Linked DNA regions of Mus musculus: region 1 is linked to region 2. A link is a loop called in an ENCODE intact Hi-C map of the cell type or tissue named here. Cell type or tissue: left cerebral cortex. All regions are shown on one strand. Region 1 overlaps Capn7 (calpain 7). Region 2 holds the start of Sh3bp5 (SH3-domain binding protein 5 (BTK-associated)).

Evidence for each region. Peaks named below come from ENCODE experiments on the same cell type or tissue, not always from the same donor. Only the 100,000 strongest peaks of a DNase experiment are listed, where the experiment ranks them.
Region 1: it touches region 2 in a loop (2.6-fold over the local background); 2 of 42 quality-filtered maps call a loop at or near these places.

The regions. Positions count from the first base shown.
Region 1 is chr14:31,360,726-31,368,725 of GRCm38, forward strand. It overlaps Capn7 (calpain 7), which reads left to right. Exons shown (of 21, transcript NM_009796.3): 13 at 2,754-2,898; 14 at 3,723-3,822; 15 at 4,731-4,866; 16 at 5,443-5,518; 17 at 7,331-7,476. Among named protein-coding and RNA genes, the nearest start is that of Capn7, 28 kb to the left of the region's middle. In left cerebral cortex, CTCF peaks have their summits at 3,513 and 4,816 (motif pointing right); a DNase peak (open chromatin) is centred at 4,821.
Region 2 is chr14:31,432,024-31,440,023 of GRCm38, forward strand. It overlaps Sh3bp5 (SH3-domain binding protein 5 (BTK-associated)), which reads right to left and starts at 4,077. Exons shown (of 9, transcript NM_011894.3): 1 at 3,788-4,077; 2 at 2,060-2,122. The coding sequence starts at 3,934. Gm35907 (a long non-coding RNA gene) reads left to right here and starts at 3,211. Exons shown (of 4, transcript XR_383329.4): 1 at 3,211-3,295. In left cerebral cortex, CTCF peaks have their summits at 3,167 and 4,154; DNase peaks (open chromatin) are centred at 1,961, 3,210, 4,129 and 6,309; H3K4me3 peaks cover 3,413 bases; H3K27ac peaks cover 3,386 bases.

The DNA.
Region 1 (8,000 bases), 71 kb before region 2:
GTTATTGTCATTTTTGAATGAACAGCTGATGAGTTCTCTGCACTAGAAGACACAAGTATTATCAAATGCCCTAATTGAACAGAGAGACGTGGTCATTCAGCTAAAACAGTACTCATTATTTGTTAATTAAACTTGGTGTTAATTAAGTTGGCATACAGAAATAGGTCATTTAGTCCCAGGATATAATCCAAGAAATTTGTGATTTTGTTGTTATGCAGACATAATAGTGTATATCCAAAGCCTAGACGATATGGTCTACTACACAGCTAGGCAATATTGTGTCTGTCTGTCTGTCTTGCTCCTAGGGCCTTCAGGAAGAAATACAAGATTAAATCAAACACAAGAGAAAATGGCGCAACAGGAGACACAAGATATGTGAAGCTGTTGTTAGCTTAAGGCATACAGTTTTACAGTTAAGGCTTTTTTTTTTTGAGACAGGGTTTTGCCATGTATCCCAGGCTGGCCTTGAACTCATAACCCATCTGCCCGGCCTCCCAACTCCCAAGTACTGGGATTACAGGTATGTGCCACCATGTCTGGCTTTTTTTTTCCTCAGTAGAAGTATATTCTAAAATACTAACAACCCCTCCCCCCAAATACAGAGAGTGTGTAAATTGTGCCATAAATATTTGTCATTATTAGGTATTGTTCACTGTACATGATTACATGTGCTATACTACACTCTTGACAGTTGACAGTACAATGGGTTTGTAAGCCTCACAATAAAAGAAAACCATACATTAAAAAAGAGGTGAATAAAAGATAAAATTCTAGAACTCAAGAGACAGGATAGGGAGCAAATTAAAGGCCAGCCTAGGCTACATAAGTTTCTCTGGGATATGTAATTTCAAACAGCAAATACATAATACTTAACTGTTATTCATAGTATTTTGGCCAGTAATTGTGTTGAGTTCAGTTCTAATCAAACAAGCCGTCTGGTTTATTTAGTTACAAATGTGTGTAATGCACTCTGACATTAGGATGGCTGTGATGTCACTAAGCAGCAGGAATTTTCAGGAACTATAACTCTGTGTGTTCACTGTGGTACATAAGGTCCATCTCTGGCCAAGTGCTGTTGTGACACATGATTGTATAGGAATGGGAGGCAGTATGAGCCTGCCACAACGGTTAAACTTTATGATTCCACTGGACTAGCAGGCATGAGGTCATAGATTTGGTCTTCAATTAGGCAGGATTCCAGCCCCATATGTGCTATATAAAATTGTGTATTTCCTTAAACATGGCAACAAAATTGATTCCTTAAAGTACAAATAGTGTAAAGTAGGAAAGCTGAAAGGTGTGCTTTCCTTTAGACTGTAGTTTTCTACACACAGGAGTGCTGCGGTTAGTGGTTGCTCTACAGTCCTGAGCTCCTTTTCTTGTTAGTCTCCTGTGTGGTGTCAGTGCAGTGTGAAGAGGAAGATAGCATCTTCACACTGCATGTGACTTAACTTTGTACAGATAAACAACAGACTTTCTAGTTACAAATTATCCGCCATGAGTTGCATAGTAGTGATTTCCTAACTGTGATTCTGTAAAGACATTCTTTACTGGAGTATATGTAAACAAAATAAACTCTGGTCCAGTAATATATTTCATTAATAGTACTTTCAAGTTGCAGACTGTAGCATTGTTACCCAGCTGGAGCAGATTTTGTAGCCTATGGAGTGCTCCATTTTAAATTTGTATGTGAACCTTGTGCTGTCAAGGTTGATCTTTGCCCACAGCCTTGCTGTGTGTTAAAATTGAAGCTTTAACTAGGGTTCTCTATGTCTGAGTCTGAACCTTTCCTGGGTCCTTCCTTTACTGTGTCGTTTCGTTTCTGCTGTATTTAATCTTTGAAACATTTACTCAAATCTGACTTTTTTCTCAAATCTGACATTTTCCTTCCTTCCTCCCTCCCTCCTTCCCTCCCTCCTCCTTCCTTTTCCCTCCTTGTCCTCATCCTCTTCCTCCTCCTTTTTTCTTCTTTTTAGCAGGATGTGTTCCTGTGTTGCTCTAGTTGGCCTGGAACTTGGAGAGCTGTCTGCCTCTGCCTTTCAAGTGCTAAGATTAAAAGGCATATGCCACTGTGTCCTCCCAACTTTACATTTATGTTACTAGGCCTACAATACTTTTTTTTTGTATATAGTCTTAAAGCTACAATCTCATTTGTGACTTTTTCCACTTAGGATTTTCTTATATTAATACATTCCTATTTGTGCGTGCGTGCGTGCGTGCATGCATGCGTGCATGCGTGTGTGCGTGTAACATTCTTGCACAATCTGCGATCTTCATTTCAGTTTTCCCTACTCCTTTGAGTCATTTCTATGTCTTTTCCTGGAGGGAGTGTTCCTTACTTTACTCTCAGGCTCATCTGTGGTTCATGCTTTGCTTTTCAGTCCACACAGCCTTACAGTATTTCTTCCCTATCTAAGGCTTTCTCCTTTGCTGGGAATAGCTAGAACTGGGATGTTGCAGCATATGCCAAGGTTTCTAAAATTCTCTTTCATTTCTTCCTCTATTCTGGGTTAACTTGCTGTTTTTCTGTTTACCAGTAAGTATCTGCAGCCATATGCTCTTGATGTTTCTGATGCCTGAGATATGCCTCTGAAAAGTTTAGCAGAATTTTCTACTCTTTCATGTTCCCCCTTTATTAAGTCTTAAGTAATTAAAGTTCATTCTAAGAGTATTATAACTATATATAAGAGTATATAAGTATGTGGTAAATCTCTTTGTTGTTAATCGTTTTGTTTTGTTGTTTCTTAATACAGGGGCTGAGATTTATTCAGTTAAAAAACCCTTGGAGCCATTTACGCTGGAAAGGAAGGTACAGTGAGAATGATGTGAAAAACTGGACCCCAGAATTGCAGAAGTATTTAAACTTTGATCCACGAACAGCTCAGAAAATAGATAATGGTAAGTGTGTCTGTAATTTACTGCCATTTTAGGAGTGTGAAGGGCGTACAAGTGTATACGTGTATATGCACATGGATGTGTACAAGTGTATCCGTGTGTATGCACATGGAGGCCACGGTTCAACAATAGGCATCTTCCCTTCCACTCAGCAAGGAGCTCACCGACGGGCTAACTTGTCTGGCCAGCAAGACCCCAGGCTCCAGCTGTCTTTGCCTTCCCAGCACACACTGGTATCCCAGCTTCTGTGTGAGTGCTGGAGACAGAGCTCAGGGCATCATGCTTGTGCAGGAAGCCAACTCCCCAGTCTGTCTATTTATGTTTGTGTTTTGCCTACGTCTGTGTATGTGCACCACATATGTACAGTGCCTGCAGAAGTCAAAAGAGGGCGCCAGGTCCCCTGGAACTAGACACAGTGTGGGTTCTGGAAACCAAATCCATGCCCTCCACAAGAGCAGCGAGTGTTTTAACCCCTGAGCTAACCCTGTAGCTTCAGTAGCCTTCAGTGTCATTTTAAATAACCTGTTTTCAAGATGAGATGTACTTAGACAGTCTCAACAGCCTCTTTTATTTTATTTTTATTTTATTTGATGTATATAGGTGTTTGCCTACATGCATATCTTGCACTCTGTGTGTTCTTGGTGCCCTTAGAGGTGGATCCCTAAAACTTAAATTAGAAAACATTGCTAGTCATCATGTGGGTGCTGGGAGAGAATCTGGGCCCTTTGAAGAGTAGCCAGGTACTCTTAACCATTGAACTTCTTCCAGCTTGCTTAAGTTGTTTATTGCTAATTCCTTTTAGATTAACAAAGACATTTAATTTTTAGGAATATTTTGGATTTCCTGGGATGATCTTTGCCAGTATTATGATGTAGTTTATTTGAGTTGGAATCCAGCTCTTTTTAAAGAATCAACTTGCATTCACAGGTAAGTTTTTATACATTTTAGACTATGCTTTATAATATTCTCTACATTTGAAAGATTTAAAATTTTTTAAAAATTATGTGGAGATAGGAATGGGGCTTTGTCCATGAGTACAGGTGTCTGGGAGACTAGAAGAGGGCGTTGGGTGCTCTGGAGCTGGAGTTATAGACAATTGTAAGCCGCCCAGGGTGGGTGCTGGGAACTGAGCTGTGGTTATCTATCTGCAGCAGCAGTACATGCTCTTAACCACAAGCTGCCTTTGCAGTGCCTGTTCCCCACATCACAATTCTCAAATAGTGACCAAATCAGGAGGATCATCAACCCCTCTTTTGGTCATTGCCAGTAGCCATTTTTTTTTTTACTACTTTATTACACCAAAAACTTTTTAAAGGATAAAACAAAAATCCTGATAGCTGTTATGTGCACGCCTTTAATCGCAGCTCTTGGGAGGCAGAGGCAGGCAGATTTCTGGGTTCAGGGTCAATTTGGTCTACAGAGTGAGTTTTAGAACAGCCAGGGCTACACAGAGAAGCCCTATCTCAATCAATCAATCAATAATAATAAATAATAAATAAACAATCCTGATAGCTTAATTGCATTTGAAACACATCACTATCTAAAGTAGTATTTAAAAGGTTAGCCATGAACAGGAGAGATGGCTGAACAGTTAAAAGTTCTTGTTCCTGCAGAGAACCCAGGTTCAGTTCCCAGCACCCACAAAGTGACTGGCAGCCATGTGCAAATAATTCTGGGGGATCTGATGCCCTCTTCTGAACTCTGTAGGCACCAAGCAAACATACATAGGCCAAACATTCATACTTCTAAAATTAAAAAATATCAAAAATATTTATTTTTAAAATGTTTACCTGCATGAGAAATTTAACCATTGATGTCTTTTTGTTTATTTTTAGTACTTGGGATGCTAAACAAGGACCTGTGAAAGATGCTTATAGCCTGGCCAACAACCCCCAGTACAAATTGGAGGTGCAGTGTCCACAAGGGGGTGCTGCAGTTTGGGTTTTGCTTAGTAGACACATAACAGACAAGGTACAGATATCCTTCTAATAACACACCCACAATTCAGAAATTCTTTCAAATATAATTAACTGTTAGGTCCATAATTTTATCACTATTCATTTCCATTTATATAAGTGCTCTGAAAATGTTTTCTCAAGTAAATGAGTATCATTAGGTAGATTTTATTTTATTTATATTTTAGATTTTGTCTTATTTTTATTTTTTTACTGGTCCAGTGGATTGGAGAGGGCTTTATTTGGTCCCAGGGTAAATTTCCTTATTTTATAATTAGATACTGAAGTCTTATTCAGATTCTCTAAAGGAGGAGCTTGCTTTTCAATGAGAACATGAAGGTTGATACATTCTTTAAAACTTACTAAGATTACTATATTCTGGAAGAGATTTGAAAAGTAGGTCATTAGTTTTGATTGTAGAAAGGCTAATTATAATCTTAATCATTTACATAGTAGTCATTTATTCAGAAAAATATGGCTTCTGTAGAACTAAATAGCTGAGGTGCTCTTGAAAATTAGTTTTCTAAACACTTAGAATAGAGAACATCTTGAGTCCGTTTTCCTAACCACTGTGGATTCTCTGTGATTTTAGGATGACTTCGCAAATAACCGTGAGTTTATCACAATGGTTGTGTACAAGACTGATGGCAAGAAGGTTTACTACCCAGGTAAGCCCTGCTGAGCACATGCTGCCGCATTCTCAGACACTGAGCTGGAGAGGAAAGGCTTATGTAGATGGCATGCAGAAATCAATTATAATTATGCTGGTAGACTAACAAAACCCAGCAAAGCATACTGGGTATTTAGGTTGATGTATATGTAAAACGTTTTAATTTTGAAACTCTTAAAATTTAGGCTTATATACTTTTGTACATAATCATCAGAACTTAATTTCTAAAATGTGCCAAGGTTTATAAAGCATCAAAAAGGGAACAGAGGTAAAATGACATGGTCTGATTTTGTCTTTTTAAGAGCATTGGTTTCTTCTAAGCATTTATTACAGCCCCAAATGAGGCAGTTTTATTTGAGAAATGCTGGTGACTTGACCTTGGGTAGTTGTAGAGTAAGACCAAGAGGACAGATTTGAATTTCAGTAGGATTGTACAAGGAGTTCCTGAGCTGATGGAGGCTGATTCTGGGGTTTAAGTAAAACCAAGCTGTAGTAGTTATTAAGATGGGTGAGCATTGGTCATATTGTAAGATTTCGTTACAGAGTAAACTCGGAAGTTAATTTTTGGCTTGTTAGATTTGAGGCACTAAGACTTCCGGGTAAGGATGCCAAGTGGGCATTGATTTGAGTGGGGGCTTGAGGTCCAGCTTGATGAGTCAGGCACAGGAGGAGGCAGCATCTGAAGCCTGGACTCTGTAAATCCTGAGGAAAGCCACAGCTAGAGCTGGATGCCCAGGACGTGCATCTGTAGCTGGGCAGAGGAGTTGGTACTGTTACTAGAAAACTCAGTCAGGATGTGATGAAGCAATTGATGGTACAGTGAGGCTTGATAGAATCTTAGCAAAGGAGAGGAAAAGAGCACACCTCTATCTCCTGCTCTCCAAGGGGTCAGAGAAGATGCCGTTGGACTTAGCATCGTGTAATCATTGTTGACCTTGATTGTTGAGAAAAGGTTGTCAGGAAGGTAGGACTGGAGAGGATTGGTCATAAAGGAAAAGATGCATTCTTCACCATTACACTGGTCAGCACAGGCACTGAGCCTCACCAGTCAGTCTCTCTCACTTCTGCAGACACATGACACATGAAGTCCAGTGGGCCATACCAAGCCAAGCTAGCTATTTTCAAATGTTGATCATTATATAACTAAAAAAAAAAAAACAAAAAAAACCACACAAATATTTTCCTAGAGTGAAAATTTTACATGGTTTTATACTTTGAAATACATTTACTACTACTTTTACTTTTAAAACTTAAGTTTATTTTTTCTTATGTTTTCTTAATTGAACAGTGCTGCCCTCTTTTCTGTGAATTTTTTTCAGGATACTTCTAGGGTACAGTTTTATTTTCATCACACTAGGTAGTTTTGCTCTCCATTAATGAAAGAATAAACAGGAGACACAAATTGAAAACTTAGCCCATGGGCTGGTGAGATGGCTCAGTAGATAAAGGTTGTCTGCTGCCAAGTCTGACAGCCTGAATTCAGTCCCTGTGACCCATATGGTGGAGGGGGAGAAATGACTCAGGTTACCCTCTGACTTCCATGGTGGGTGTGCAGACACACAAACCACTGTTAACAACCCTTTATAAAAGTCTGAGAAAAATCCCTACCAAATCACTGATTAGCGAAAGGAAAATAAGATGAGTCATTAGGGGGACTTTAAGAAGCTAGTTTAACATGCCTAAGGTTTATTTAGTTCTACATTAGGGGTGGGTAATGTTAATAATGTGTTTATATGCTTTTTTGTATCTTAAAAAGACAAAGCTAATCCTGACTTTGAAAATCTTTTCTGTAAACATGATATCTGTGCAGCTGACCCACCTCCATACATTGATGGGATTCGAATTAACAGCCCTCATTACTTGACTAAGATAAAGCTGACCACGCCCGGGACTCACACCTTCACCCTAGTGGTTTCTCAGTATGAGAAACAGAATACGATTCATTACACAGTCCGGGTAAGAGTCGTCAACCGTGAACCATGTAGTGACAAAATATAGTGAAACAGAGTTTATGACAGGCTCTGCTTTCTATGTGGGATCACTTGAAGTGTTTTCTCTGAGACAGACTCTTGCTATGCATTTTAGCCTAGCTTTCTAGCCCAGGCTATCTTGAATTCATATACTCTGACCTCAACTTCTGGAGTGCCAGGGAAAAAATTCTATTTCTGAAAATCATTTTCTACTTTTATATTTTTATCAATTAAGTAATTATGCTTTCTGGGAAAAAAAAAAAAGTGAGTTGTGCTGGGTAGTCGTGGCAAACACTTTTAATCCCAGAATTTGGAAGTAGAGGCAGGTGGATCTCTGAGTTTGAGGTCAGATCTACAGAACAAGTTCCAGGACAGCCAGGTCTACACAGAGAAACTGCCTGGAAAATTAAAAAAAAAAAATTGTATTTTACTTTGAGTAACATTTTGAATGAACATATTTTCTTCATAATGGTTTATTCCTGAGATGTAGATTAATAAATGCAATTAAAT
Region 2 (8,000 bases):
TCTGTGGAATTCGGAAATCGGGGCTAAAAAGAGTTTAACAAATGAACCAACATAACTCCCAGAAGGCAGGTGCCATGAAGACCGAACTATGAGGCTATGAGACTTTGAGTTATGGGGCTATGAGACTATCTTATTTCTACCCAGAATGGTGATCAACAGTGGATAAGCAACAAAGAGGACAGACAAACCAGGGTTGATCATCTCTCTTGGAAACCCAAGAGACCATTCTCCTTTACCCATAGTTCTCTGCCTCAGTGGTCCCTGAGTAGTACTTTCACTTTCTCTCTCTCTCTCTCTCTCTCTCTCTCTCCCTCCCTCCCTCCCTCCCTCCCTCCCTCCCTCCCTTTTTCTCTTTCTTTCTCTCTCTCTCTCTCTCTCTCTCTCTCTCTCTTTCTTTCTTTCTTTCACAAGACAGAGTCGTTTGCCTCCAGCTTGCTACTTGTGACTATGTGACCTTCACCTCCTGATCCTCCTGCCTCTTCCTCTCCGGTGCTGGGATCACAGGCGTGTACAGCCTGCCTAGCCAGCTGTCCCTGATTTCTGCTCACCCCAGTCTCCCAAGTCCACCGGTAGTGTGCTTGTCCAGCATGCTTAAGGCCCTGGGCTTCATTCCAACACTGCAAACATAAACAAGCCAAACTTTCTGCTCAAAACAAAAAACAAATCTTTCCAACTTGTCAATATACATTTGGGTGCAGAGATGAGAGAGTCTGGAGAAGCTGGACACAGTGACACATGCCTGTAACCCCAGTCTGTAGAGATGTACCCAGAGTTCAAAGCCCTCCTCCATTACATACTGAATTTTGAAGTCAGCCAAGACTACATGAGAATGTTTAAAACATATATGCACATGCACTCGCGCATGCACGCGCGCACACACACACACACACACACACACACACAAGGACCACTTATGGCTTCCAACTGCCCAGCTCTGGGCTGTTGTGGCAGGACCAAATGAAACCTTAGGGGAACGTTTCCCCCTAAAATTGGCAGAGATTTTGTTTGTTTGTTTGTTTGTTTGTTTAATGCATTAGAAATGTGAGCTTCTGAGAGTTTTCAATTGCCCAACTTCATAAACAGTTCTCCAATTTCTTACTTAGGTCAGAATGGGAGTTAGTAATAGATAAGCCTTCACACAGCCCAGAGCAACATTAGTACCCACCGCCACGCACAGATCAGTGAGTTCAAGGCTATATGCTATCAGAAAGCAGGCTGCCAGTGAACTTCCAGTGAAGTATTTTCCTCTTCCCCACACCCTGGCTCTGAGGGGCCTGATGTTCTCTGCTTTCTCCTTAGGCTCGTCTTGTTCTTTCTACTTCAAGAAATAGGTTCTTACCGCAGCCCTCTGAAGTCCCTTAGCTGTGACAGTCACTCACAGGGGTATGCTCCCACTGGCAAGTAACCCCAACCACTACTTAGAAATTGGTGGCTTCTAAGAACCCGAACTTGTTTACAGGAAGGCTGAAACATTCTCAAGTTCAAATCAAGATCTTATCTTCCAAAATTTTTCCCAGCAGGAAAGCCCTTCCCAGCCTAAACAGCTTTTTGTTACCATTAAGATCATTACATTCTGCTCACGCTGACAGTAAATAAATGAGGGGGGAATCAGAAAGGTGAATTGTTAGAATGGGAAGTAAAATATCTGGCTTAAGTCTGAGGGAACCATAGCAGCTCCAAGCATGAATGGAAGGAGCCACCCTAAATAAAATACTGAGAGATGTAAACTCCATTAAAGTGTTTGGCTAAATCGAAATTCTTTTAGCCTTTCCACAGATCCCAGAATATTTGGAGCCTAAAGCATTGTTTAATACTCTGCTCAGCCCTTGATTCTGGCCCCAATGGAGCCTCCACAATGAAAAACAGCACATGAAATTGGATCCAGGCTCTGCCCACAGCCTGGACTGAGTGTATTTTACTGTCCACACATGCTGTTGCTCAACCTCCAAGCAAGGGCCTCCTGCAGTCGCCCTCCAGCTATTAAAACAAAATTAACCAGCCCAGGGTCAAAGGTGACTGACACTGTTTCACCCCAGAACAGTGCCCCAGCTCCCTGTACCTCAAGCTCAGTCTCCCGTCGGTTGATATCATCCGTGGATTGATTTAACTTCTCCAGTTCTCCCTAATGAAGAGAGAGAGAGAGAGAGAGAGAGAGAGAAATTAGAAGGGCTGGGCTTTTGTTTTTAGTGTAACTTAGTTTACAACTGGAAGGTCATCCCTGAATGATGCAAGTCGGTTCATTCCTCAAGAAGACAGCTGAGGCTCGGCTAAAAGACAAAAGCCTAAAACCTGTTGTAGGCTGTGTCCTTTTTTTTTTGGACGCCTTTAAAGTCCTACAGATTTATCTTTCTCTGAAAAGTCATTGTTCTTTTTTTTTTTCTTTCAGGTGAACTCATCTGTCATAAACAGTAACTTAACCCAGTCAAAACAGCACCCTTTGCTTTAGGAAAGAACTTTTCGAGGAAATCAGAACAGGACAATACGGCCAGTGCAGCCCAGCCAAAGGCAGACTTCCAGCATTAACTCATCATGGGCTATCTCCCTATAAAGAGATGATTTTTTTTTTTTCTAACTGCGAACTATTTGCCCTGCCTAACTGGGGTGTTGGTTAACTGACTGTAACCCTACCTCTTTTAAACATTTGCAGTCTGACATTTTGTAAGTAGCCAACATGAGTTAACTCATCCTCGTTCAGCTCATCTTTGCTCTGTGAACAAAGGTCTTGCTAACAAAATTCCACACCAAATCCACAAGATTCTGTAATCCAAGCCCAGGGCCCGAATTAACAGAATAACCAATGAGGAGGTTTTCTTACTGATCTTTAGTGTATTGACTTGACAAAATAATTAATTTAAGCCAAACTGATGAATTTAAAGCAGGCTCTTTTTTTTTCTTTATCTGTGCACTTAAAACCAATTATGGATCCAGAAATTGCAAAGTATGTTTAATAGCTATTTTTTAAAAAATGATTTATGGAAAGGGTACAAAACGGGTCATGAAAAGGAATTTGCTTTGTGCTTAGGAAGGTGAAGAGGTTAAGCTGTCACTCCTGGAAATTGTTTTTTAACTCTCTCTCCTGGAAATGGAGGCACAGAAAGCCAGGCATTCTCTGCTTTCCCTGCCTCCACGCGTCGGCTTTGCGCAGCAGCTGTCCCTGGTGGACGTTCACACTGACCTCACAAGGAAAAGGAGGGTTTTAAACAGTCTCAGGCCAAGTGCAACACAGTGCCAACGGTGGCAACGGCAACGACGCCCACCATGTGTTGACAATGAAGAGGACGGCAGCCCAGGCCAGGTGAGGGCTCACGAGGCACCCCACACCGGTGCAGCCCACACTACAGGGGCAAGCGACAGCCACCTTGCCCTGCTCGCCCACCACGATGTCTGCATCCACGCAGGTGGGATAACGCTGCGCTGCAGCCCCGAGGCTGTGCAGTGCTCCAAGCGTGGCGCTGAGGTACCCCGACTCCGCTCGGGGCCCCCGCCCCCTTTTTCCTTTGTTGCAATCCGCCTGAACAGCTGGTCGTGTAGTAGGGACCCTCGGGTTGGGCCGAGGGTCTGCAGGGATCCCCGCAATAATCAGGCCGCGTTCACGCGGGCACCGAAGCCTTCCGCAGGGAGACCGTGAAATGGGGTGTTCCAACCCTTGGTGAAGATCCTGAATTTAGGCAGCCCCCACCCCGCGACCGCGAACACGCGAGGCTGTAAGGCATGTGTCTGCGTTAGATGCCGACTTCCACGGTAGCCCTGGTGGGGTGCGGCTGTGGGCTCCTGTCACGCGTCCTACCTGGATCCGGGGGTCCACCTCTTCCTCCTCCTCCTCCAGGCCCTGTTCCATCCTCTCTTCCTCCTCCTCTTTCTCCTCCACCTCCCGGGCAGGCGGCGGGAGCTCCGCCGGCTCGTCAGAGCGGCTCCGTTTCAGCGCCGTGTCCATGCGGGCAGCCGAACGCGCCGCAGCCGGGTCGCAAAGCGCACGGTGGGATCCGGACGCACCGAGGGCCACCTCGCCGCAGCCGGGTAGGTCTGAGCGCGCAGCGCTGCCACCCCGGGTGCTCCGCCGGCGAGTGCGGAGTGGCAGAGGAAGTGGGCGCGGCTGCCCCCTGTCTGCAGCGGCCCGCAGTACACCGCACCCACTTTGCCCAGGCCGCCGTGATAGCCTGTGTCACCCGACACTCTGTCACAAAAAGCCCAGTGCACTGGAGTCCCGGCCATGGCCACTAGGAGAGGTGCCGCCCAGTGGCTCACCAGCCCGAGCGTGGGCCGCCTTAAGGTAGTTTCCTCCTGCCTCCAGTGAAGCAGATCAAGGCACAGAAGGAAAGTTCGGGTGATTTCCATTCTTCAAAGCTACCTTTGTGTCTATTTGGAGTCACAGAAAAGGGAACTCTACCCTAATCTTGTCTGTACAGCAGACAGAGGATGGCTAGCCAGGTCCAGCCACCGAGTGGACATCATAGCCTGGAGTCTGCTGGGCAAAGCTCGGCAAGCGAAGGCATGAGCTCTTAGGGCTTTCCTGGATATTCTGAATGCACGAAGAGCCCATGGAGCTGGGGGGGGCGGGGGGGGAAATCTATGGATCGGGCGGCTTTTTAAAGAGATTGCCCTGCTTGCTCGTGGCAAAGCTTGCCCAGTGTAGGAACTATGTGGTTCTGCCCAACATCACCAAGCTAGAGCTTGCCTAGCCAACTGGGCATCACAAAAGGGCTAACAGTGGACAGGTTTCTCTGAACGTTTACAGGTGCTAGGGCCACTGTGAGGTCAGGGACTACCTGGTCAGATGCCCTGAGCAAAGTGGATACTTTGTAGAGGGAGTTTGGAGGACAGCTTTGCTTGAGAGAGTTGTTCTCGGAGCCTGTGATCCTGCCTTTTCCCCCACCTCAGAAGCAAAGCAAAGGGGTATCTGTCCTCTTTCTCAACTGGTCAGTCTTCTTCAAAGCCAGTACCAGAGAATCTCACGTGTACCACAGGCCTCCCGTGCTTCAATCTCCCCTCTGGAAAAGCCTGACCCTGTGTTCCCTTCCAACAGTTTCCCGTATTAGGTCTGTCTACTGACTTCCCACTCACTCATTTTGTTTGTTTGAAACAACCTCGGCCCAGGCTGGTGTCAAGCTCTTATCAGCTCAGACTGGCCTCGACCTTCTGATTTTCCAAAGGTAGACTCCCATGTGCTGCATTTTTAATCAGGCACTCCTCCTGTAGAGCTCACTATACAGCTAACACTGTATATATAGTCACACTGCCTCTGGTTCTGAAGCACTGAGATTATAGACACACACACCACCATTTTGGCTTCCTTGGTGGGATGGGGAGGAGACAGAGTTTTCTGTGTAGCCCTGGCTGTCCTAGAACTTGCTCTGTAGACCAGGCTAGCCTGGAGCTTAGAGATCCACCTGGCTGTCTCTAGTGTTGGGATTAAATGCATGTGTCACCACTGCCCGGCTGGTGCACACACACACACCCATCCCCGATGCTGCCACCAAGGTGTACCACACGCACAGAGTGACAAACCCTTTATATTACAAGTTCTCAGACATACAGGAGTAACTCCACCAGGCAGCAGGAAACAGTTTGCTAACTACTCCAAAGGAAGGACCGTTGTTGGGGAGGGTGGCTATGTCAAAATACCACAGTTTCTAAATGGCACCCACTTCTAACTCTGTAGGCCAGAAATCACAGCAAAGTCAGGTTCTGAGGAGGGCCCTCCTGGGCTTGTGGACTTCCAACTGCTCAACAAACTTTTATGTCAGGAAGAAAGCCTTAGAAAATCTCTGAGGTCTTTTTTAAGAAGTATATTAGTCCCATTTGCTCAGACCTCCTACCCTCCTGGCCTTGTCACTTCCTAAGACTATTAGGAGTTAAGAGTTCAGCACAGGACCCAAAACCTCCAGTCCATAACCTGAGGCAAACCCCAGAGTATCACAAGTTCTAGACCAGCCTGAGCTACACAGCCAGAACTCAAAACAGCAGATGGCTACCCCTTCCCCAGCACCCTGTGGGCTATTCAAGGTTGGCACGCGTATTTCTGGCAGGGATCTTGGTGGCCATTTTAAACACTTTGAGCTTAACTACAGTTTGAAACGCCCCAGATAATGTGTGCTGTGATGATTCTTGTCTGGATCTGCGTTTTTGTCATTTTTGGAAAGCACCTACTGCCTGATCATATTGTGTTATTGGTGGAGAAAGCAGCTTTCTAATTCTCTGTCTGTAATCTGTTTCAAGGATGACAATCCTTGTCAGACTTTCAGAGGCTCCACGAGGTCAGTGGCTTATCTGTGTCAAAGTGGCTCTGCTTGGCAGGGCTCCAGTCACCCGCCTCCCAGTGTGGGCAAAGATGCTATTGTGCTTCAGCTGGGAAGCATCCCCAGACAGCTCAAAGCTAGGTCCTGAATCGAGCATTGTTCTGAGGTGGGGCTTTGGGCAAGTGATCCACACATGTAAGTTCTGCCTCCGTCAGTGGACTGAGCCATAGATGAACCCAGGACCTGACTAGACTGTTGGAAGGTAATGAAGCTGTGGAAGTCGGAGGCTGGTTGAAGAAAGTGGGTCACTGGGGAGCGATCCCCTTAGTCCTCTCTGCCTCCCAGTCACCCTGAGGTGAACAGCCTCCTCCATCATCTCTGCCTGCAACCATGATGTTCAAGGCTTGCCTCAGGCCCAAGGTAGCAGGGCCAGCCAACCATGAACTAAAACTAGGAGCTAAAGTAAATCTTCCCTTACTTAAGTTATTTCTCTCATGCACTTGTCACAGTGATGATTAGGGCTGGAGAGACGGCACTGCGTAATCATCTCTAGGACAGTGCTCAACTTTCCTAACGCTGAGCCTTTAAAACAGCCCCTCATGTTGTGGTGACCCCAACCATAAAATTATTTTCATTGCTATTTCATAATTAATTTTGCTACTGTTGTGAATCATAATGTAAATATCTGTTATGCAGGATATCTGATATGCACCCCCCCAAAGGGTCTCAACCTATAGATAGGTTGAGAACTGCTGTTTCAAGAGGATCTAGGTTAGGTTCCCAGGACTACATGGTAGTTAACAACTGTCTGAAACTGAATTTGCAGGGGGTCCTGATGCTCTCTTCTAACCTCTGTTGGCTAGAAGGCACACACGTGGTACACAACATACACGCAGGCAGAACAAAAAAAATAATAATTCTTAAAAGTCTGATTAACACAGGTGGGATGCCTTAGCCAAAATCTTGTGAAATGCTTTGCTTAAAGATTCCGTTGGTGTTTAATTTTATTGCCCTGTAAAAGTTCGTTTAACCCTACACAGTGGGCGAAATATGCCACCGGTGTTTGTAATCTGCCTTACAACTTCCTCAAGATGCAAATCTTTCTGGATAAAACTCATAGGCTCCGTGCTTCCCAGTAGTTAACCTTTAAAAACGGTGGAAGAAATCCAGGAGGGAGGACAAGAATGTGTGTAGGGCCAGGCTTGTGCTGGCCTCGTCCTCTCTGGTCAGGACACCTGCCAGCGCCTGTCCACACAAGTGGGATGACCCTCACCTCTGCCGCTCTGTCACATTGCTGCACCCGTGTCATCCACGCCTGACGTCCAGGTTAGCAAACAAGCTGTGCTCCCCCCCCCCCCCACACACACACACCAGGGACCCATCCTTGGTCCTCCCCTCCCAGAGCTGAGCTTCAGGGTATTTCCATTTATAGCCACTTGGATTTATTTTCTAAACACTCAGGGGCAGTCCTGTGACGCTCTGGGGCATCACATGTCCTTCTTCAGGACAGCTGTGCTGAATGGTCCTTGGACTCTTTTTCATTAAAAATGTCTTTCTCATGCTAGGCAGGATGGTACATGCCTTTAGTCTCAGCGGGTTAAGAAACATTAAAACATTAAATATTAGTCTTTTTTATTATTATTTTGGAGATAGGGTCTAGCTGTGTAGACCAGGTTAGCCTTCACAAAGATTCACAAGCTTCTGCCTCCTGAGTTCTGGGATTAAGGCACTCAGCTAATCTTAGTCTTATCTGTCAAGCACTCT